2 separate regions of the Homo sapiens genome follow, and region 2 is linked to region 1. A link is a loop called in an ENCODE intact Hi-C map of the cell type or tissue named here. Cell type or tissue: K562. All regions are shown on one strand. Each heading gives the region's core, and the rest is flanking DNA. Links, peaks and the distances in the headings are about the cores only.

What was found. Hi-C counts contacts between places; a loop is a spot of excess contacts. Peaks named below come from ENCODE experiments on the same cell type or tissue, not always from the same donor. Only the 100,000 strongest peaks of a DNase experiment are listed, where the experiment ranks them.
Region 2: it touches region 1 in a loop (2.8-fold over the local background); 12 of 110 quality-filtered maps call a loop at or near these places.

Annotation. Positions count from the first base shown.
Region 1 is chr2:30,205,831-30,210,223 of GRCh38, forward strand. It overlaps the pseudogene H3P5. Among named protein-coding and RNA genes, the nearest start is that of SNORA10B, 21 kb to the left of the region's middle. RefSeq lists a silencer at 2,778-3,002. In K562, for the core only: a CTCF peak has its summit at 2,729 (motif pointing right); a DNase peak (open chromatin) is centred at 2,741.
Region 2 is chr2:30,684,029-30,688,421 of GRCh38, forward strand. No RefSeq gene overlaps it. Among named protein-coding and RNA genes, the nearest start is that of CAPN13, 120 kb to the right of the region's middle. In K562, for the core only: a CTCF peak has its summit at 2,218 (motif pointing right); a DNase peak (open chromatin) is centred at 2,223; H3K27me3 peaks cover 2,532 bases.

The DNA.
Region 1 (4,393 bases), core at 252-4,251:
CATTTCTTTTAAATAGCATTTGGCTCAACTATTATGATCTTATGCTGAACCTTTTGCCATCCCATGAATGGGCAAGCCTCTGTATACCCAGTGAAAATTACCTTTTTCTTTCCATAGGTCCCAGTTGCTTTTTTTTTTTTTTTTTTGAGTCAGAGTTTCATTCTGTCACCCAGGCTATAGTGTAGTAATGTTATCTTGGCTCACTGCAACCTCCTGGATTCAAGTGATTCTCCTGCCTCAACCTCCTAAGGAGCTGGGACTACAGGCGTGTGCCACCATGTCAGGCTAATTTTTGTATTTTTTAGTAGAGATGGGGTTTTGCCACATTGGCCAGGTTCGTCTCGAACTCCTGACCTCAAGTGATCCACCCTCCTCAGCCTCCCAAAATGCTGGGATTACAGATGTAAGCCACCACACCCGGCCTCCCACCTCCCAGTTACTTTTATAAAAATTTTTCTATGTGTTTTGCTCATGTGAACACAACTTAAAATGCATTCTATGATAACTCAAACATAATAAGATGGATAAATATTGTGTATTAGAAAGCAATGTCCATTTTCTAAAATGATTCACTGCATCATGCCATAAGCGATGAGCCCTTTCTGGGTCTTTAACCATCAAAAAGTGACTCTCAGGGATTCAGACCTAATTGGCCTGAGGAGGGACTCAGGCACTAATATTTTTTAAAAGCTCTGAAAATGATTCTAATGTACACTCAGGTTTCAATACCACTAGACTAAATGATGTCAAATTGCTAACTTGAAACCATTCCGATGCCTCGCTATACATTTAAATTCCACACGCATTTTTGAGTGCTTGTCATATACCAGGCACTATGTGGGCTCCTGAGATATGAGCAGATCAGCCGCAGCTTCTGCCTTCAGGGTATGCACAGTCTAGCAGGGGAGATTTTAAAAAGCAGAATTAATTCTATCTAGAGGCCCCACAAATAGTGAAACAGGGAAATGTTGCCTCTATAAATACAAATAAAAGGAGAGGAGGGAGTGGGGGAACCTGCCCATATCTCCCCCATCATTGCTCTTCCTCTCACTTCCTCCAGAGGGTACAGAACGTGGATTAAACAGGAACACAATGAGTGCAGGGCAGAACCTCAGCTCTCAGATTTGAGCTCTGGAGAGAATGGGCAGGGCCGTGAGCAGCTGAGAGATGGAGCCTTCCAGGCTGGGCGATTTCTTAATGTAGGAATGCAAAACCTGGCCCTCAAGTGGCAAAGGCTAAATTGTGAAATGATTTTCAGCAGCTCCTCCACCAAAAGTGTCAGGTAGCTAAAGTCAGCCTCCTCCTCCCTGTCTGCATGCACTCCAGCTGCCTGCTTTTTGTGCTCTTCCTGCCAGATGCCCTCAGCTGGTCCCTTCACTTATATATTTATTTATTTATTTATTTATTTATTTATTTATTTATTTATTTACTTATTTGAAACAAGGTTTTGCTCTGTCACCCAGGCTGCAGTGCAGTGGTGTGATCTTGGCTCACTGCAACCTCTGGCTCCCGGGTTGAAGCAATTCTCCTGCCTCAGCCTCCCAAGAGGCTGGGATTACAGGCACCTGCTATCACACCCGGCTAATTTTTGTATTTTTAGTAGAGATGGGGTTTCGCCACGTGGGCCAGGCCGGTCTTGAACTCCTGACCTCAAGCAACCTGCCCGCCTCGGCCTCCCAAAGTGCTGGGATTACAGGTGTGAGCCACTACGCTGGTCCCTTCACTAAATCTTTATGCCAGCCTGGCTTACTTGCCCCCCAATTACCTTGCAGGTGTCAATCAGCTGGGCGGGACTTCATACTGAGCATGAGTGGCCAAGAGGGTGTGCAAGAACACCTGCATGGTAAGGTAGGAGACTGTTTCTCCCAGAGAAACTCCAGTGTTGGGGAATTCATGAATGAGATATTTTAATAAATGCAAAATCATGCAGTCCCCAGTCCAAATGAATCCACGGATGAGTAAAGCCAGTGAATTTTGGCAGAAAATAGCATATGACCCAAACCTGCCCCTTCACCTCAATTCTGGGGCTCAGCAGGTGTTGTCAAGTGGAGTTCTCTCCTACTAGGGAGAGGGAGCTTGCTCCCAGGCACAGCTGACCAATGAGGGAATGGGCTGCTTTTTGAGATAATGAATTTCCCACCAGAGGCCTTTTGTAAGGTTTTGGGGCAGGAGTATTTAAGCAATGGAAAGGGTGTTGGCTACTTTTAATGTGCCTTATAAGGAACCTCTTAAAACCACTTTGTGACTGCCTTTAAGTACCTTTCAATTCTACAGTTCTTTGAAATATGTGAACTGAATTCAGGTCTCCTATAAGCAGAGGAATAATGACAGTGGCAACGCTGCAAAGCCATGAATATCAATGAATATTAACTGGGAATTTCCTCAGTCGCAGCTCTGTGACACTCTCAAATACACCCTATCCCTCAAAAATGTGTAGAATTATATTATACGTACTTTACAAATAAGGAAATATGCATAAAGAAGCTGAAAGATTTGCCCAATATCCCACAAAAGACACGTGCTTCAAGTCCAGGTTTCTTGATTTGTAGTCTGATGTTTATAGTATAATATCATAATTTTTATTTTGTTCAGATACAGTAAGAGCTGAAAAAAATCCTTAGAATATGTATCTTCAGGAAAGAAAATGATCTCAAAGAAGAAACAGATTTGGTGGAATTTGATGGCTGGATTAGCTGTCAGGGTAATGCTCATGAGTGGCCAGCAGGGAGCAGAAGCCTGCCATTCTAGCCGCTTACATCCTTTCCAAGCCCGTAGAGGTCTGGAAGTTAGTGCAGGAAAACCATTGAGAGCAAAGCCTAAGAAAGCAGAAGGGAGCCAGTGAGGACTGCTGCAAAGGCTCCTTTCAGGCAGGATGTATCAACAGCAGGGTGCATCTGAAGAAGAGGCTTCCCCCAGGAGGATGCCTCCAGGACCCAGAGGCAGCAAGAAAACTCTGGAACATGCACAAGATTGGAATATCAGCAATCCAAGACTCCAGGAGTCAATCTGCTATTTTCCAGCCCATGACCCTTTCTCTGCATCTGTTTCCCTTCTCAATTTACAGTACATTGCCATTGTCAAGCTGTGCAAAGGCCTTCTCTTGTTTTATTTCATTTTCCTATCATTTCCAGTTTGTGTTCCCATTCCCCCACATATTGTTCTCTTTTTCCCGTTGGTTTGCAAGAGCTCTCTGTATAATCTAGGTGTACATCTCTTGTTGTTTGCAAATATATTCTCCCCAACTGTCACTCAGCTATCTGTAAATTTCACTAAAGAGAAATATGGCTTGTGTTTTCCCACCCTGAGTTCACAAAGATATTCCACATTTCCATCTGGAGTTTAGAATATGATATAAAGTTGACTATGATATAATAAAGTTGAGATACAGCTTTATTTTTCTCCATAGAGTGAGCTAGTTAGAGCCCACCACCAGTCCCCAAGTTCATGTTTTTCTTACTGTTTTGGGGTGCTACCTCTATCATAAGTCAAGTTTTCATATTGAAAAATGGGTTTTATATTTTTGAGCTCTTTAGTTTGTTCTGTATGATTTGCTTGTTTCTGTACCAATACCACATCCTTTACTACCATGGCTTTGTGGTAAGGTCACCTGTCTCTCTCCTCTCCTCTCCTCTCCTCTCCTCTCCTCTCCTCTCCTCTCTTCTCCTCTCTTCTCCTCTCCTCTCCGCTCTGCCCCGCCCTGTCCCTCTTCTCTCCTCTCCTCTCCTCTCTTCTCCTCTCCTCTCTTCTTCTTCCTCTCTCTCTCTTTCTATTAAAAATGGCTTAGTTATTTCTGGATCTTATTTATTTTTGAGACGAAGTCTCACTCTGTCAGGCTAGAGTGCGGTGGCACAGTCACAGCTCACTGCAGCCTCGATCTCCCACGCTCAAGCAATCCTCCTACTTCAGCCTCCTGAGTAGCTGGGACTACAAGCATGTGCCACTATGCCTGGCTAATTTTTAAAATTTTTTTGTAGAGACAGGGTCTCAGTATGTTTCCCAGGCTGGTCTCAAACTCCTGGGCTCAAACAATCCTGCCTTGGCCTCCAAAGTACTGGGATTACAGGTGTGAGCCACTGTACCTGGCCTACTCTGATTCTTAGCATAACCCTGAAATATCCATCTACCTTTATGGTCCTTCTTTATTTTTCTAGTTTTATTGCTTTGGCCAAACCTCTAGGACTATCCCGGAGGGGTGCTTTCAGGCCTGCCACTGTGGCAATGCACAAACTTGGACATTTTCAGAAGTTCACTGAGCTTCAGATTCGCAAACTCTCCTTCCAGAGTCTGGTGCGAGAAACTGCTCAGAACTTCAAAACAGATCGTGCTTCCAGAACACAGCTATTGGTGTTTTGCGGGAAGTGAGGCCTATCTGCTTGGCCTTTTTGAAGACACC
Region 2 (4,393 bases), core at 258-4,257, 480 kb after region 1:
TGGCCAAAAGGAAGTAAAGGAGCAAATGGCAGGAATAACCCACGAGGATGGCAATCTGCTGACTGAGGGTCAAACATCCCACAACATTATGGTGAACGTGCAATCTCTATTTTTCAAGTCAGTCTGGATTTCAGATGTTCAGTGCCACTTGCCTGATACATTCATGGTATTCTTGTGAGCCGACCATGCCTCCATCTGGGAATCAGAACAGGTAGTGACAGCCTGTAGAACCACCCAGCTGAATGACAGGACAGGTCCCGGAGCTGCTGGAATTGTTGCTGAAGCATCTCCCCCACCGCAGATGATAATGCCATTGATGAAGTTCACTCCACTTTGGGAACCCCCTGAAGGAACTCGTGCCATTCATATTTGGTCATGTGCGTATTCAATGTCTTCCATCTGCTCACACTGTAGAGAGCAGTTTGCTGTATTTTTCTGCCCAATGGGCTGCTTTGGTTATAGATTATAAATAATTTATTTCCAGAATCTCAAGACTTTCCTTTTTCTTTAGGATTACATTTTGTATTTTTCATGTGGTTTGCCCTTCTGGGAGAATGTTCTCGGGTCTGAGTAACTTATTTTGGTTCCTCGAAACTGCTTTGGTTTGCACAGATGGTCTTCCTTTCAACCACTTTCCGTATTTTAATGATCTCTTATTCTTATGGAATTATTCCAAGTGACGTATTTGGTTTCAAGTTTTAGGCTGAAACACAGTTTTTTACTGCTAATTCCTGTCCATATGCGGTGTTTCATCTTTTGGGCTGACTGGGTGAAATCTGCAATTAGCTGTGGTCACTGGGGCACTGTTTCCCAAAGTAGGGTTTGTGCAACACCTGCATTCATAGTCAGCATGCTTCTCAAAAATGTAAATTTCTTGGACTAGTTGCAAACCCCCTGGTTTATAATTTTGGTGAGGGGCTGGGGAGTGGGGAGGGGGAAGGGAGGAGGCCCTGGAATCTGCATTTCTCACAAGTGTAGCAGGTGATGCATGTACACCATAGAATCTGAGAACCACAACCTAAGAGAAGGAGTGTAGTCTGCTGTGCTCCCAGACTATGTTTCTCCACACATTGCAACTCACAGGACCACGCTGTGAGAAGGACTCTGGCATTGGGTCTTTTCACCTGATCTTGTGGCCAGGTGTGGCTTGCTGCAACCGTCATTCCATGCAGAATCTTGCCATTCTGAAGGTGAACTGCACTATTATAGTTGGACTCCATGGAAATCAACCTGGCCACAGTGCCCAGGATGCGTCTGAGTGGGCAGAAAGGGGCACTTGGGAGGTCAGCATTCCCCAAATTTTCCACATAGAGGCAATATAAAAATGATGACATTTGCATTGGGAGTGCAATGTGCATTGGGAGTACCAAAGGAGGCTTCCTGGGGCTGCAAGATGCTAGTCCAGAGGCCCCAGCTTCCCCAAGCCTGATCTGGTTGTGTCCAGGGCCAAGGAGATAAAACCCTAGCATACCTGTATCCCATTTGTTGGAAGCCCTGTGTTAGATGTCTGTTGCTATAGTCCAGAACAGAAATAGAAGATGGCCTGTAGGAATAGTAGGGAGGGGATGAAGCAACAGATACTGAGGGTGGGGATTTTAGGACTTAACTAATCAGATGTGGGGAAACCAGAAGGGAAGGTATCAGAGGGCATTGGGGTCTGAGCCCAGCTGGGAGGTGGGGCCACTAACAGCAATAATGAGAGCCTGCCCTTGTTGCAGTGGAAGCTTTTATCTACTCTCACCTCTCTCTTCCGTGTCCTGGCCAAAGCCATATCCTTTCCCTGGTCATCTGTCCTGGGGGCTACTCCCAAAGGCCTGAGGCTGTAGAAGTGGGAAGACTGTGGCCCCCCAGGTGTCCAGGCAGATGACTGCTTTCGCTTCTCACAACCTGTGCTCCTACTAACAAGGGCTAGGGAGTATTTTCCCTATTTTATTTCTTAGTCGAGTAAGGCACATGCAAGCTATGTACCTCATTCCATGCATGACTTACTTGCCATGGGCTGGGGAGGGAGTTTATTGCCGGCCTTTTAAGTCCTAACTCAATGTTTTGTGTGTTTTTGCAGTCACCACCAAACAGCCACTTCAGCATATTGACAGAGAGCTTGTTTGCTCTTCATAGTAACCTCTGGCTGTGCTGTAGGCAGGTCAGGCTTCTAAATGGCAGTTTACTGAGGAGGACTCCTGGGCTGAGATTGTGTGGCGGCACCCAAGTCTTCCAGCCAGCAGGTGGCAGAACAGGGATCTCTGAATCCCTAATGCTGGAAAGTCTGGGGCTCCATTCTGATCCAGCAAATCACCATGTTTAGCCCACAGTGCAGCCCCCTCCTTAACCTTCTGCCCCAAACCCATTTGCCAGTTCTTGATGGCAACAATAGGAAAAGTAGGCTTCCAGGCAGGACTGATCCAAGAGACAGCTCTGATTTAAACCCAGGAGTGGGTTAGGTTTTGTAGCACCTGCAGCTCATACAATTTTGAAGTGCCTCTTTAAGAAAAAAAAAAAAAAAAAAGCAAACGTATGCTACTTTTGCAAACTTTACAGAAAACACAGGACCGTGCAGGTAAGGGGTCTTGACGCTTATGCTTTGTTAGCTTCTGGGTAAATCTGCTTCCACTTAAACACACTAAGGACAATTGAGGGCAGGCAGAGGCTTGGGTCACTGTTCCCTCTTGCTCACATTTTGCCTGGCACAGGTGCAAAATTACGGTACCATCGCATTTGAAAACAGCAGTTACCCCAAGCAGTTATCCCTCAAGGCCCTTTATAAATGTCAAGCTAATTATTAGATGATTAGATAATAGCTACAGTGTGTGCCGTCTGGGTGAGCTGTGGCTGCTGCTACCAAAACACCCTGAGAATGCCAAGTGACATGTTTGGAAAGGATTGGAAGGACTAAGAGTTCCAGGCCTGGACGGTGAAAACAAGCCTGGAGGTGGTCTCCAATGGGGAGATGCCTTAGAGGGAAAGGATGAGGAGGGCAGAGGCTGTGGCAGGTGCAAACATCTTCCCCAGAGAAAGGGCTCAGGTAGCAACAGCCACTTACTGAGCATTTGCTGGGTCAGGCTAAGCTCTTTACATGCATTTTTTCGTTTAACTCAAAACAACCTTTAAATGTGGGAAATTGTATTATTCCTAATTACCAGGTGAAAGTGGAGGCTGGACGGCACACACCACTAGTAAGCGGTGGAAAAGTATTTGAACTTAGAGCTTTCTAAGCCCATGTTTTTAACTCCTGAGCTGCTGGTGAGAGCCCTCTGGGCTAGGAACCCCTCTCTCTCCTGGTCTTTTTCTTTTTTCGAGATGGAGTTTTTGCTCTTTTCGCCCAGGCTGGAGTACAGTGGTGCAATCTCGGTTTATTGCAACCTCCGCCTCCCTGGTTCAAGTGATTGTCCTGCCTCAGCCTCCTGAGTAGCTGGGACTACAGGCGCCCACCACCACGCCTGGCTAACTTTTGTATTTTTAGTAGAGATGGGGTTTCACCCTGTTGGGCAGGATGGTCTTGATCTCCTGACCTTGTGATCTGCCTGCCTTGGCCTCCCAAAGTGCTGGGATTATAGGCATGAGCCACTGCGCCCAGCCTTCTCCTGGTCTTTTTCAGGAATGCATGGGAGGACTCATTCTGGGATCATAAATGACATCCCCCAAATTCTACCCCAGATCTGCCTACAGTCAAGCTTGAGGCCTTGTGGGCCTAGAACCAGGGCATCCTGGACTTCCGATGGGCAGGGCTGTATAGGAAGTTATGCCACCAACGAGGTGGTCCTGGACAGGGGCTGCATTAGGTCCATGATTTGCAAATGTGCTCTGTGGAAACTGAGGAAGTCCATGGAGCTTTTTTGGAAGCGGGGAAGAGCAGGACGGCATCTAATGAAAGGGCTCGGTAGGCAGGGTAAGGAAGCTCCAAGGACCCCCTGCCCCCAAATTCTACCAGAGCAGTCCCACCTTTATATGATGTCACGCTGGCCTTCCTGAAACACTCTTTTTTTTTTTTTTTTTTTTTTTTTTGGAAACGGAGTCTCACTCTGTCACCCAGGCTGGAGTGCAGTGCTGCGATCTTGGCTCACTGCAATCTCTGCCTCCCAGGTTCAAGTGATTCTCCTGCTTCAGCCTCCTGAGTAGCTGGGACTACAGGTGTATGCCACCAGGCCCGGCAAAATTTTGTATTTTTAGTAGGGATGGGGTTTCACCATGTTGGCCAGGCTAGTCTCAAACTCCAGACCTCAAGTGATCCACCTGCCTCAGCCTCCCAAAGTGCTGGGATTACAGGTGTGAGCCACCGCGCCCAGCCCCTGAAAAACTTTTTTTGAACAAAGGGATCTGCACCCCCAAAATGTATGCAGGCCAACCTAGGTCCTTCCAGCCCTGCCCCCACACTGGCTGGTTGGGAGCATTGTTC